2 separate regions of the Homo sapiens genome follow, and region 1 is linked to region 2. Evidence: read pairs that join two places in POLR2A ChIA-PET (ENCODE). Cell type or tissue: CD4-positive, alpha-beta T cell. All regions are shown on one strand. Links, peaks and the distances in the headings refer to the core of each region. The heading gives the core; the rest is flanking DNA.

Region 1 (5,383 bases), core at 306-5,305, 610 kb before region 2:
CTTTGGGAGGCTGAGGCGGGCGGATCACCTGAGGTTGGGAGTTCGAGACCAGCCTGACCAACATGGAGAAACCCCATCTCTACTAAAAATACAAAATTAGCCAGGCGTGGTGGTGCATGCCTGTAATCCCAGCTACTCAGGAGGCTGAGGCAAGAAAATCACTTGAACCCGGGAGGCAGAGGTTGAAGTGAGCCGAGATGGTGCCATTGCACTCCAGCCTGGGCAACAAGAGTGAAACTCCATCTCAAAAAAAAAGAGTAAAGGAAAAACAATCTAGCCAAGATTTTTAATTATAGAAATCTGTTAATATAAAATTTATAATATCAACTTTATATTTTCTATAAAATGCTACACAGAGGCCAAGAGTGGTGGTTCATGCCTATAATCCCAATACTTGGGGATGTTGAGCTGGAGGACTGCTTGAGCCCAGGAGCTCAAGATCAGCCTGGGCAACATAGCAAGGCTCCATCTCTACAGAAAAAAAAAAAAATTATAAATTAGCTGGGCATAGTGGGGCCTGCCTTTAGTCCCAGCTACTCAGGATGCTGAGGTAGGAGGATCATTTCAGCCCAGGAGTTTGAGACTGTGCTGAGCCATGATTGTGTCACTGTACTCCATCCTGGGTGACAGAGCAAGACCCTGTCTCAAAAAAAAAAAAAAAAAAAAAGCTACCCATTAGGTCCAAGTTGTACTCAAAGTGATTAGGTTATGAAATTGAGGCTTGCCATGAAGGTGGTTATATTAAACAAGTAACTTGTATTACCTTGATAAGATTATTACACTTTCTTCTGCTTATTAATGTTGAAACATTTATAAGTTAGGAATGCTTTGGTTATAAATAGCAACATATCTGACTATAATTTACATCTGTAGAGCTGTTCTGGCTCCTTATACTATGTAACAAAACACTCACAAATTTGTGGCTTAAAACAATATTCATTTTGCTTCCAAATCTGCAATTTGGGCAGGGCTCAGCAGGGGAAGCTCATCTGCGCTCCACTTGGCTTCAGCTGGGAGTGGGCCGCAATCACCTGAAGGCTATTCACCTGCTTACTTGGTGCCTGAGTAGATTCAAATGTCTAGGGGCTGGAACAGCTGGGGCCCCTTGGGCATGTATCCCTTTGTGCTTCCTCCATGTGATCACTCCAGCATGTTGCTCTCTTCCATTTGTTAGAAGCAACAAGCTCAAGCTGATCCATAATCAAGGGAAAAAGAATTAGACTTTTCCTTTTGATGGGAAGAGAGTCATCAAATAACTTGTGAATCTGTTTTTCTTGCATAAGAAAAAGTACAAAGAGCAATATCCCAAGGCTATTGCAATGGCTCAACAATGTTATTAAGAAACCAGACAGTACTGGGCATGGTGGCTCACGCTTGTAATTCCAACAATTTGGGAGGCCAAGGTAGGAGGATTACTTGAGGTGAGGAGTTCGAGACCAGCCTGGGCAACATAGGGAGACCTCCGTCTCTACTAAACTTTGTTTTTTTAATTAGCTGGGTGTGGTAGTGCATGTCTGTATTCCCAGCTACTTGGGAGGCTGAGGTGGGAGGATCACTTGAGCCAAGGAGGTTGAGGCTGCAGTGAGCTATGATCACATCCCTACATTTTAGCCTGGGTGACAGAGCAAGACCCTGTCTCTAAAAAAACCAAACCAAACAAAAAACAGCCCAGTCTCATGCAGTGGCTCACACTTGTAATCCTAGCAGTTTTGAGAGGCTGAAGCCTGAGGCCAGGAGTTTGAGACCAGCTTGGGCAACACAGTGAGACCACTGCCTCAAAAAAAACAAAACAAACAAACAAAAAAACCAAAAAAACCCCAAGCTCTTTTGACCATTTTTCTCAGCATCTTTAGGGTCTTGGCTTATCATGTTATGTTGATATAATGGAATGGCTTCTGCATCTCCAGTCATCACACCTGTATTTTAGGCAGAACAAAGGCAGAATGTCATTTATTCTCCACCGTGCCCCGGTATAACCATGCGGCTGAATTCCTCTTAGATTAAATTGCATCGCATGGCGCTGTCAGGAGCTCAGTAGAGCTGGAAGGGAGCTGAGCTGTCAGGTGTTAGAGTAGCCACTTGAAGCTACAACAAGCACAAATGGAAGTAATAGCGAAGACTTTAATCCCGCACTGCAGTAGTACAAGCAAGAGGCTAACACTGGAGGGAGTGCTGAGCTCTCCTGCTTCATTTTCCCCTTGGAACAATGCACCCATACGGTTCAGGGTCAGGAGGATCAGCACAGATGTGGGGGTCATCTCACTCTTGAGGGGGCCCCTAACCAAAGGCTTCCTGAAGGGTTGTGGACCAGGGGCTGGGGAGTTGGGTAGTGAGAGGGGAAAAAGCTGAGAGTGTAAAAGTACTGAGTCAGAGTGAAGAAAGGTGTCTTCCCTTAAGGGTCCCTGAGCCCTCCGAACAGAGCACCTGGACTAGGAAAGCAGATCCACAAAAGGGCAGGAGCAGCCAGAGGAGGCTGACCTCTTGCCAGAGACTCTCTGAGGTGGCACCGGCTGTGCAGCCTTCCGGTGAGGCCTGACGGGTGATGCCTCTGGAATAGCAGTCGGTCAGGCCTGAAAAAAATCACACATGGGTTTGGTTTTGTTGTTGTTGTTGTTTTGTTTTTGTTTTTGTTTGTTGGAGACGGAGTCTCGTTCTGTCACCCAGGCTGGAGTGCAGTGGCGCGATCTTGGCTTACTGAAAGCTCCGCCTCCCGGGTTCAAGCGATCCTTCTGCCTCAACCTCCCGAGTAGCTGGGATTACAGGCGCCCGTACCACGCCCAAGCTGATTTTTGTATTTTTAGTAGAGACAGGGTTTCACCATATTGGCCAGGCTGGTCTCAAACTCCTGACCTCAGGTGATCCTCCCGCCTCGGCCTCCTAAAGTGCTGGGATTACGGTCGTGAGCCACCGTGCCCAGCCACACATGGGATTTAAGCAGGAACCAGACTCCTCGGGTTCCACCTAGCCATGGGCAATTGGGGAAGTTGAAAATTTCTCTCTTTAGCCTCCACAACAGAGAAAGACAAGGGCACAGGTGACTGGCAATGAATGGCGAGTGAACAGATGGACGTTATCTGCCAGGCAGCATAAATTCCCAGAAAGAATGCTCAATGTTTGATGATTCAACTATACATTTTAAAACATGTTGTATGTTATATATGTAGCAGACATCAAATAAGAGAAAATGTGAGTTTGAGCAGAGAAATGTCAGGGAAAAAAATTGGGGAGGGAGGAAATGAGAGGAAAGGGTAGGGACAAAGACGGATCCTCTGAAGTCCACAAGGACAAGAGGTGAGTCCAACACCTGGGACTTTAGTTTCTCAAACCCAAGTTAGGTTGGTTTTGGTTTCATGTGACTTGCATGGTGGGGACAGGCCCTCCTGTGTCCTGTCCCTTCTGCATCTCGCACCCACTGTGCCTTGCCTCACAGCATCACAAAATTTGTGTAGCTTCTTTCTGGCAGTAGCAGGATAACTCCTTTGTCAGCATTAAAGATTTATAATCCAGGCCCGGCGCAGTGGCTCACGCCTGTAATCTCAGCACTTTGGGATACCGAGGCGGATGGATCACCTGAAGTCAGGAGTTCGAGACCAGCCTGGCCAACATGGCAGAACCCCATCTCTACTAAAAATACTAAAACTAGCTGGGCATGGTGGCATGTGCCTGTAATCCCAGCTACTCAGGAGGCTGAGGTGGGAGAATCACTTGAACTTGGGAGGCAGAGGTTGTAGTGAGCTGAGATAGCACCATTGCACTCCAGCCTGGGTGACAGAGTAAGGCCCTGTCTCAAAAAAAAAAAAAAAAAAAAAAAAAAAAAAAGATTTGTAATCCCAAATGAGTCCTGCAGTTTTCCAGGCTCCTCTTCAAGCAGAAAGTTCTGCAAATGAACGCCCCTAGCCCTGCATGTTTATTTACCATCTTCTCTGTTAGGCTTCAACAGCTGTAGGACCGTGCTCATATAAAAAAGAAAAGAAAAGAAGGGAAAAAAGTCTTCCTGCTAAATTCATTTCTTTAACATTTAATTTTTTTTTCCTGCCAAAGTCAGAGATGAATTAGCAATTACTTGGGAGCCAATTAAAATTCATAGTAAGCTATTCTCTGACCCTTGGGTCAGGAACAAATTTCCTATAAACCTTAGGAGGGTATCTCTCCTGGGTTTTTTGAGGGTGAGAAAAATTCATATCCTGCGCTCCAGTTCTCATTCCTCATACAGAGTGGTGGCCAGCGTGTTCCTGAGACATTGTTTGTGCAACCCAGAGACAACTCTTAATTCCCCGCTCAGTTATTTCTCTGTGATTTGGAGAGAAGATGTGGCTACAGCTGCCAGTGACTCTCAGCTGCGATTCTATGGAAGTTGTGGCAAGAAGACACAACTGAAGAAGGGAAAGATTCTCTGTTTTCCACAGTTCTGAGATTTGTGCCTTGCCTCACAGCATCGCAAAATTTGTGTAGCTTCTTTCTGGCAGCAGCAGGATAACTCCTTTGTCAGCATTAAAGATTTATAATCTGTAGAGCTGAGAAGAGAGCTGAGAAGAGACCTGAGTAGAAAGCTAGCATTACCAGGTGTTTAGCAGGTGTCAAAAACATGTTAAAGTTGAAGAGCGTCTTCTTTTCCATGAGGCAATGATACAATTGCATGGTGTAGGATCTGTGAGTGACTCTATACAAATAGAAAAGTCTATGTCACAATGTTTAGAACTTCCCACCCCAGTAGGATTAGAAAACTCTCAGATTCCTGGTAGTTGACAAATCCTTTTTGTTGGTGAGAAAAAACAACCTTTGACTTGGAGTCATTAAAAGGATTGGATACCTAAAAGGATTGGATACGTGCGAAGAAAGACAGTCTCTTTCTGCCTCTATATTTATATAAGAGCAAACGCTTTCCAGCATGGCACATCTGAAGATAATATGCCATCTCTGATACTGTGCTGTCAAAGGGACAGGAAAAAAAAAAGATTTATATAAAAAGAAATGCAAATATAACTAGCTAGTTAGCCAAGAGGGCAAAAGGAGGGAAGGCTTACATTAACCTGATCTTCACAGTCTCTAAAAACCTGACAAGAGAAATATGAATTTTAACTAGCTGCCAAGCAATTGGTTATTCATGCATGACATGAAAAGCAGGGGAAACTTTAATTTTCTCCTTGTCAGTTTTAAACAGAGAGGCTGTCAATTCAGCAAGTGCAGCTACTAAACATATTACAGAAGGGCACCATCCTACCAACATCCAGTCTCAAGATGACATCAGGCCCAGGACTGCAGCACCATTATGCTTTCATCACATTGCAAACAGCCCTGCCCCTGTTATGCACTGTTTCTTTCTTTCTTTCTTTCTTTTTTTTTTGAGACGGAGTCTCGCTCTGTCACCAGGCTGGAGTGCAGT
Region 2 (5,383 bases), core at 242-5,241:
GTTTAAAATTTATTTTTATTGTTTTAAAATTTAAGTACTTCTAATATTGTAGATTTCTCAGATCATTACTGTTACAAGGGGCGGCTTAAAGGTAGAACTCTTAAAATATTATTATCATCTATTCTGCCTTCCTGGTTTGTAGATACAGAGACATCCCAGAGAGGTTGTGATTTATCCAGATTTCCACATCAAGTTGAGATTACAGTGGAGGGTGCGTTCGAAAGTAAAAATAACTTCTCCTTTTGAATTTTGATGGCTTCATGTGTGCTACTTGTGATTTTGGTTCTTTAGAATTCATCCTGAGCATTTTTCCAGAGCTATGCCTAGGAATTCTTGAATTTGTCTTCTGCTCTCTCTCTATCTGGGCTCCACCCTGACTGTAATTCAGTTTGTTAATATGGTAATAAAAAGTCTCTATCAAAGTCCTCTTATGTGTCAAAGTCCTCTTTTGCCACATCTTCCAGTCTACCTTGTGCTTTTCTAAATTGTGATTGGACTTAACCTGTGTACTGATTCTTTTACTTTAAGAAAGTGGCAGTTGTGGACCCCATAAACACAAGAGATGTGTTTACTTCTGAAGTTTTAAAGATTTTTAGGTTTATTATTACAAAAGTAATATATTTGTTTAAACAGTGTGGAATTATATAAACACTGAATGTACTCCTCAACCTCTCTACCTTATGTCTCAGTGATAACAATTGCTAAGGGCTTGATGTGTTTTATTCTAAACTTAATTCTATACAAATATAATTATATAGATATATATTATATATACACACAATTGTTTATCTTTAAAAATAATTCAAATATGGCTACAAAACTTTTACAATATGAAGCATTGTCAGTATTTATTTTACCGGGAGGATTTCCCCCATCAGTGAGTGCTGACTGTCATTTTCATTCTTTATGATCAAGTTGTAGATCAGGAAAAACAAGTTAAGAGAGTGCCTACAAATACCGGGAAAACTTGTGGATAGATTTTCATTTTTTATGTAAAGACATATAAGAACATGAATGGTATAAAAACAAAATCCTTTATAAATGCCATACAATTATATATTTAGAAAAATTATATGGTGGTAAAACATATAAAAGAACCACACACTCCCAAATTTACATTGAGCTAATTTAGTACAGTTAGCCTTTGTCAAAGCTTTCCTTGTTTAAAAAAACTATTGGCTCAGTGTGCAGGAAGGAGCATAGGAGAAAAAATTGCCAAGAATATTTGAAAAATACAGAAAATAAAGAAAAAAATCACCTACTATCCTATCAAAAATTTTAATAGCTAGAATCAGGATAAGATAGAATATTCCTGTGGCAGTAATTCTAGTCTATATTCCTTTCCTGGAACCCTGTCTCCCAAATTTCAGGTGAGATTTTATAAGAAGCTCTGTTTATCTGAGATTTAAAATATAAAAACTTGATTTAACCTATACAGTTTTTTAAAAAGACCCTAAATAAGTAAAATTTAGTACTCCACAAATTGAAGAGAATTTCTCTCTTCTCTTTACTGCCCTCTGAGTTTTCTCTTTCCTTCTCTCACCTCCAATTTTCATGTAAACACTTTCAGTTCGAGTGGACCTTAGAGATTGTCTCATTCAATACTTTAGGAAAACAAATTTTATAGAACCCTTGAGTTCTGTGGAATTGCTTCTAATGAACAACACCTTTTGTTGTTGTTGTTGTTTAGTGACACTGTGTAACAGGCATTTCAGGAGGAGAATCTCCCAGTCTAGAGGAATCCTCTCAGAGGTAGCTATAAAATATTGAACTCTGATCTTCAATAAGCATTGTGCGGTTTTTGTTTTTGTTTTTAATGACAGTTTTAAACAAGAAAGTTGCTTTATTTCTGAACTTCATAAAAATTTCTATTAAAGAGACAATTTCTGAATTTTATAACAATTTCTAGAACAGTTGAGTACCTCACTTTGAGACACATTTTTGCTAAAAGTTAAAAACACAAAACCCTTATGAGATAAAATAGGAAGCTAGTAGAGATAGGAAAGCCCTCTGCTTAGTAAACCTCTTTTTTGCGTAGTTTAGACACATACAATAGTAAAGTTACTTAGTACGTTGATAGTTTTCTTTCTCCTCAAAAGCTACAATGTCTTACTAGCTAGTTCCTTCAAGAAAGGAAACAAGAAGCCGCTGGAGGAGATTGGTGAGTGGGATAAAACACTATTCAACTCTTCAGTTATTCGGTTTTTAAATCCTCAATGAAAGGCTGCTGTATTATAGAGTATTTTTTTTTTATTTTTAATAGACTTAGAACCAAGTTTCTTGAGAAACCTTTGGCATATTGTAGTTTTTTTATGGCTATGACTCACATGACATTACTGTATAAAACTAGTACATTCTCTCGTAAAACCACACAAACTTACTAGAGTGCTGCTCTCATTTTTCTACATTAGAAATGAAAAAGGGCATTGTCTGCATTCAAAATTTCCTTTTTACATCTCTGTATTACTTTTTCCCCTTTATATTTATCTTAAAACCAAAAGAAATAATGTTTCTATTGTTTTACTGTAGTTACCACTGATGCTACCGAAGCTGTATTGTGAGTGTTTCAAAATTCTCAAACCAGTTTTGTGTGTTGTACTTGGAGCTTAGTCATTGTCATACGTAGCAGGACCTGATTAAGAAGGCTGTGCCGCCTCTAAGCCTTGCTAGATTGTAGCCACTAGCAACCAGGCTGCAATAATTTCCCTTTGATGACATCATCCACTGTGGAAGAACCCAGTTGCTTCAGCGAGTCGAACTACAGTTTTAACCTCATCAAATATGGCATCTCCCTTGCTTGCTGCAGCAGGGATGGAAGAAATGTCACTTTCTTTTTAAGCTAGCAAGCTTTTTCTTTTTCTTTTTCTTCTTCTATTTAAAAATTCTAATCATGGATGCTTCTTCCGACCCTTATTTGCCTTATGACGGGGGAGGAGACAGTATTCCCCTGAGGGAATTACATAAAAGAGGTAATACTATCCCCTTGCTGTGAATTCTCTGTTGGTATGTTTTGCATGCGGCTGGGCGGTCCTCTAGCTTAAACTGGTTCTCGTTTGTCCTTTAAATACTGCAGTACGTTGTTTAGTTGCCCTGGGTTGTTAGTAAGGGGAAAATGCAACCTTCTGAATGGTTGTGTAGCCATCCCTGATTGTTTTCTCTGTGCAGATTAGTACTGCTTCAGATCACGTCGGGCTCCGACTCCATCTTCTGCATGAAAATCTTCTTTCTAACTCTGAAAATGAATTAATCTGCTTTTACAGCCAACTAAAGTCGTGTTGGTTGGCATCTAAAAAGTAATGTTTTTCTTCCTTCAGAAAACTTACATTTCCTTTAATTTACACAGAGAAATCAGGTGCCTATGTACCATTATATTTTAGCTGCTGCCAATTACCATGTAGATTTTACACCACAAAGTAAATTTATAGCAAAAGCTTTACCTACATTTTAGAACATTTTAAAATGATAGTAAAGATGAATAATTTCTATATTAATACTTTTTATTTAATATGTATTTCGGCTGAGTAACATACTACATTGTCTTCCACAGGTATCTTGTGAAATTTGATATGATAAAACACATTTGACTAAATGTCAGAAAAAATAATATTGGTTTGTGAAAAGCAGAAGAGCACCCAGCATGCCTGTAAATCTTTTGGCAGGCACTTCCTCAGTCTCCTTAAAATTAATTGCATGTTAATTACTACCCTTTTTTTCATTTTTGTTTAATTGCTTATTCGAAAAACAGACTGGTCGACATTTGTTGTCCTAGAAAAAAATTGAACTTCAAGAAAAATCTCTTAGCTTATGTGACTTCATTTTTGAGCCACATTAGTTTGAATTACTGCATGATATTATAAACTCACCTTATGATTTAACCCAAACTTTTATTTGTAAGTATATAAGGAAGTAATAATGTTTTTCTAATATAATTAGCCTGCTTTATTTAAAATATACTTTGTGTTCTGATAACACTTTTTTTTTAGTATTAAGTTCCACTATAATTTAAACATTATAATGTATTCAACAAATGTCTGTTGGTTGCATTGTGTCTGCTACACACTATTTTAGGGTCTGAACAGTTGTAGCATTATTTATCTTGCAGTATTCTGTAGTTAGTAAAAACTTGCTTTTTACATTTTGAGAAAAGCTGTGTAAGGATCATGTTACATACATTGTGCTTTCTCTTACAGAGTTACCTTCTTAATAAAATTTTGATATATGTGTATATGTATATGTTAGAACATTTGGAAGAAATATCTAAAAGCATAAAGAAGAAAATAATTTCTTGTAATCACACCACCCAGAGCTTTTTAAATTTTTTTTCTTAATGTTACGATCATAAATTCTTCTATTTCCTATGTTCTGATTATCAGTTTTCTGGTAAGGAGTTCTTTAAACAGGAAGCAAGGTGAATGAATAGTGACTGTTCAAATGTCACATTATTTGCTAATCAGTAATTAAACTGTAAAACAAGACAGACTGTATTTTCCTCATGCTATTACAACATTTGGTTGTTAATGATGATAGATCAGAATACCTGGGCTTCAGAAATTTAAATTCCTTTTGTGAAGCTTAACAGTCTTTGACAGAACTTACTTATGGACTGTCTTAGTGTAAAATATGCAAATAATAAGAAATAAGTCAAAACTTATGTGAGAGTAGGCATGGTTACTGATATTACCTAAACGTAAGCTTTTTATTTCTATTATACTTTCATAAATAATCCTTTAAGAATCTTGCTTAGGATCTAAATCAGTCCCACTCTTGGCAGCTCAAATAGGTTCTTTATCCCTTGATGAGACTTATTCTATTAATATAAGTCATTGTTATTTGAAAGTAACATTGTGTATGTGTAGTAGAGATAAGTCAGTTATTAGGCTTTCGTGACTGTACTGTATTACCTCAAACATACTGTAGTATCCTAGTGTCTATGCGTAAGATGTTATTTTTTGTCCATAATTTATGACCTGTTGTAGCCATGGGTCAACACAATGGAATTGATGGAGACAGGCAGCTAACAAATCGAAAAAACTGAATCAGCTTCCCTGTGAGGAAGAACAAAACTATAATGATTAAAATTGATCTTCAGCCTGATAGTGAAGAGGCAGATAAAGTATAAAATTGTGAAGGATATCAATAAAGTAAACATGGATCTGTTTAGTAAATCCCTGAGTGCTATAGCCAAGGATTACCTTTGTTGAGTAAATTGAATTTAATACTACTTTTCAAGGCGAGATGGTAAATGGTGAAGCTTCCTATTTAAGTAAATAATGTCAAGTCTGGAAGTATAAGTAGATTCAAATTAGAATTAGTTTGATATACTATTGATAGATTAGAAATTAAGATGACATTTCAGAAATAGCCATCTTTAGGGGTAGATTTC

The links. ChIA-PET counts read pairs that join two places held together with the same protein. Peaks named below come from ENCODE experiments on the same cell type or tissue, not always from the same donor. Only the 100,000 strongest peaks of a DNase experiment are listed, where the experiment ranks them.
Region 1: POLR2A ChIA-PET joins it to region 2 with 6 read pairs; 2 of 35 experiments call an interaction of 5 or more read pairs at or near these places.

What each region holds. Positions count from the first base shown.
Region 1 is chr4:169,043,931-169,049,313 of GRCh38, forward strand. No RefSeq gene overlaps it. Among named protein-coding and RNA genes, the nearest start is that of CBR4-DT, 36 kb to the left of the region's middle. In CD4-positive, alpha-beta T cell, for the core only: no CTCF peak of the experiment used is centred there; no DNase peak of the experiment used is centred there.
Region 2 is chr4:169,657,480-169,662,862 of GRCh38, forward strand. All of the region lies in intron 2 of CLCN3 (chloride voltage-gated channel 3), which reads left to right. Among named protein-coding and RNA genes, the nearest start is that of CLCN3, 40 kb to the left of the region's middle. RefSeq lists enhancers at 2,699-3,571, 2,754-2,853 and a silencer at 3,154-3,213. In CD4-positive, alpha-beta T cell, for the core only: no CTCF peak of the experiment used is centred there; a DNase peak (open chromatin) is centred at 2,692; H3K4me3 peaks cover 945 bases; H3K27ac peaks cover 1,161 bases.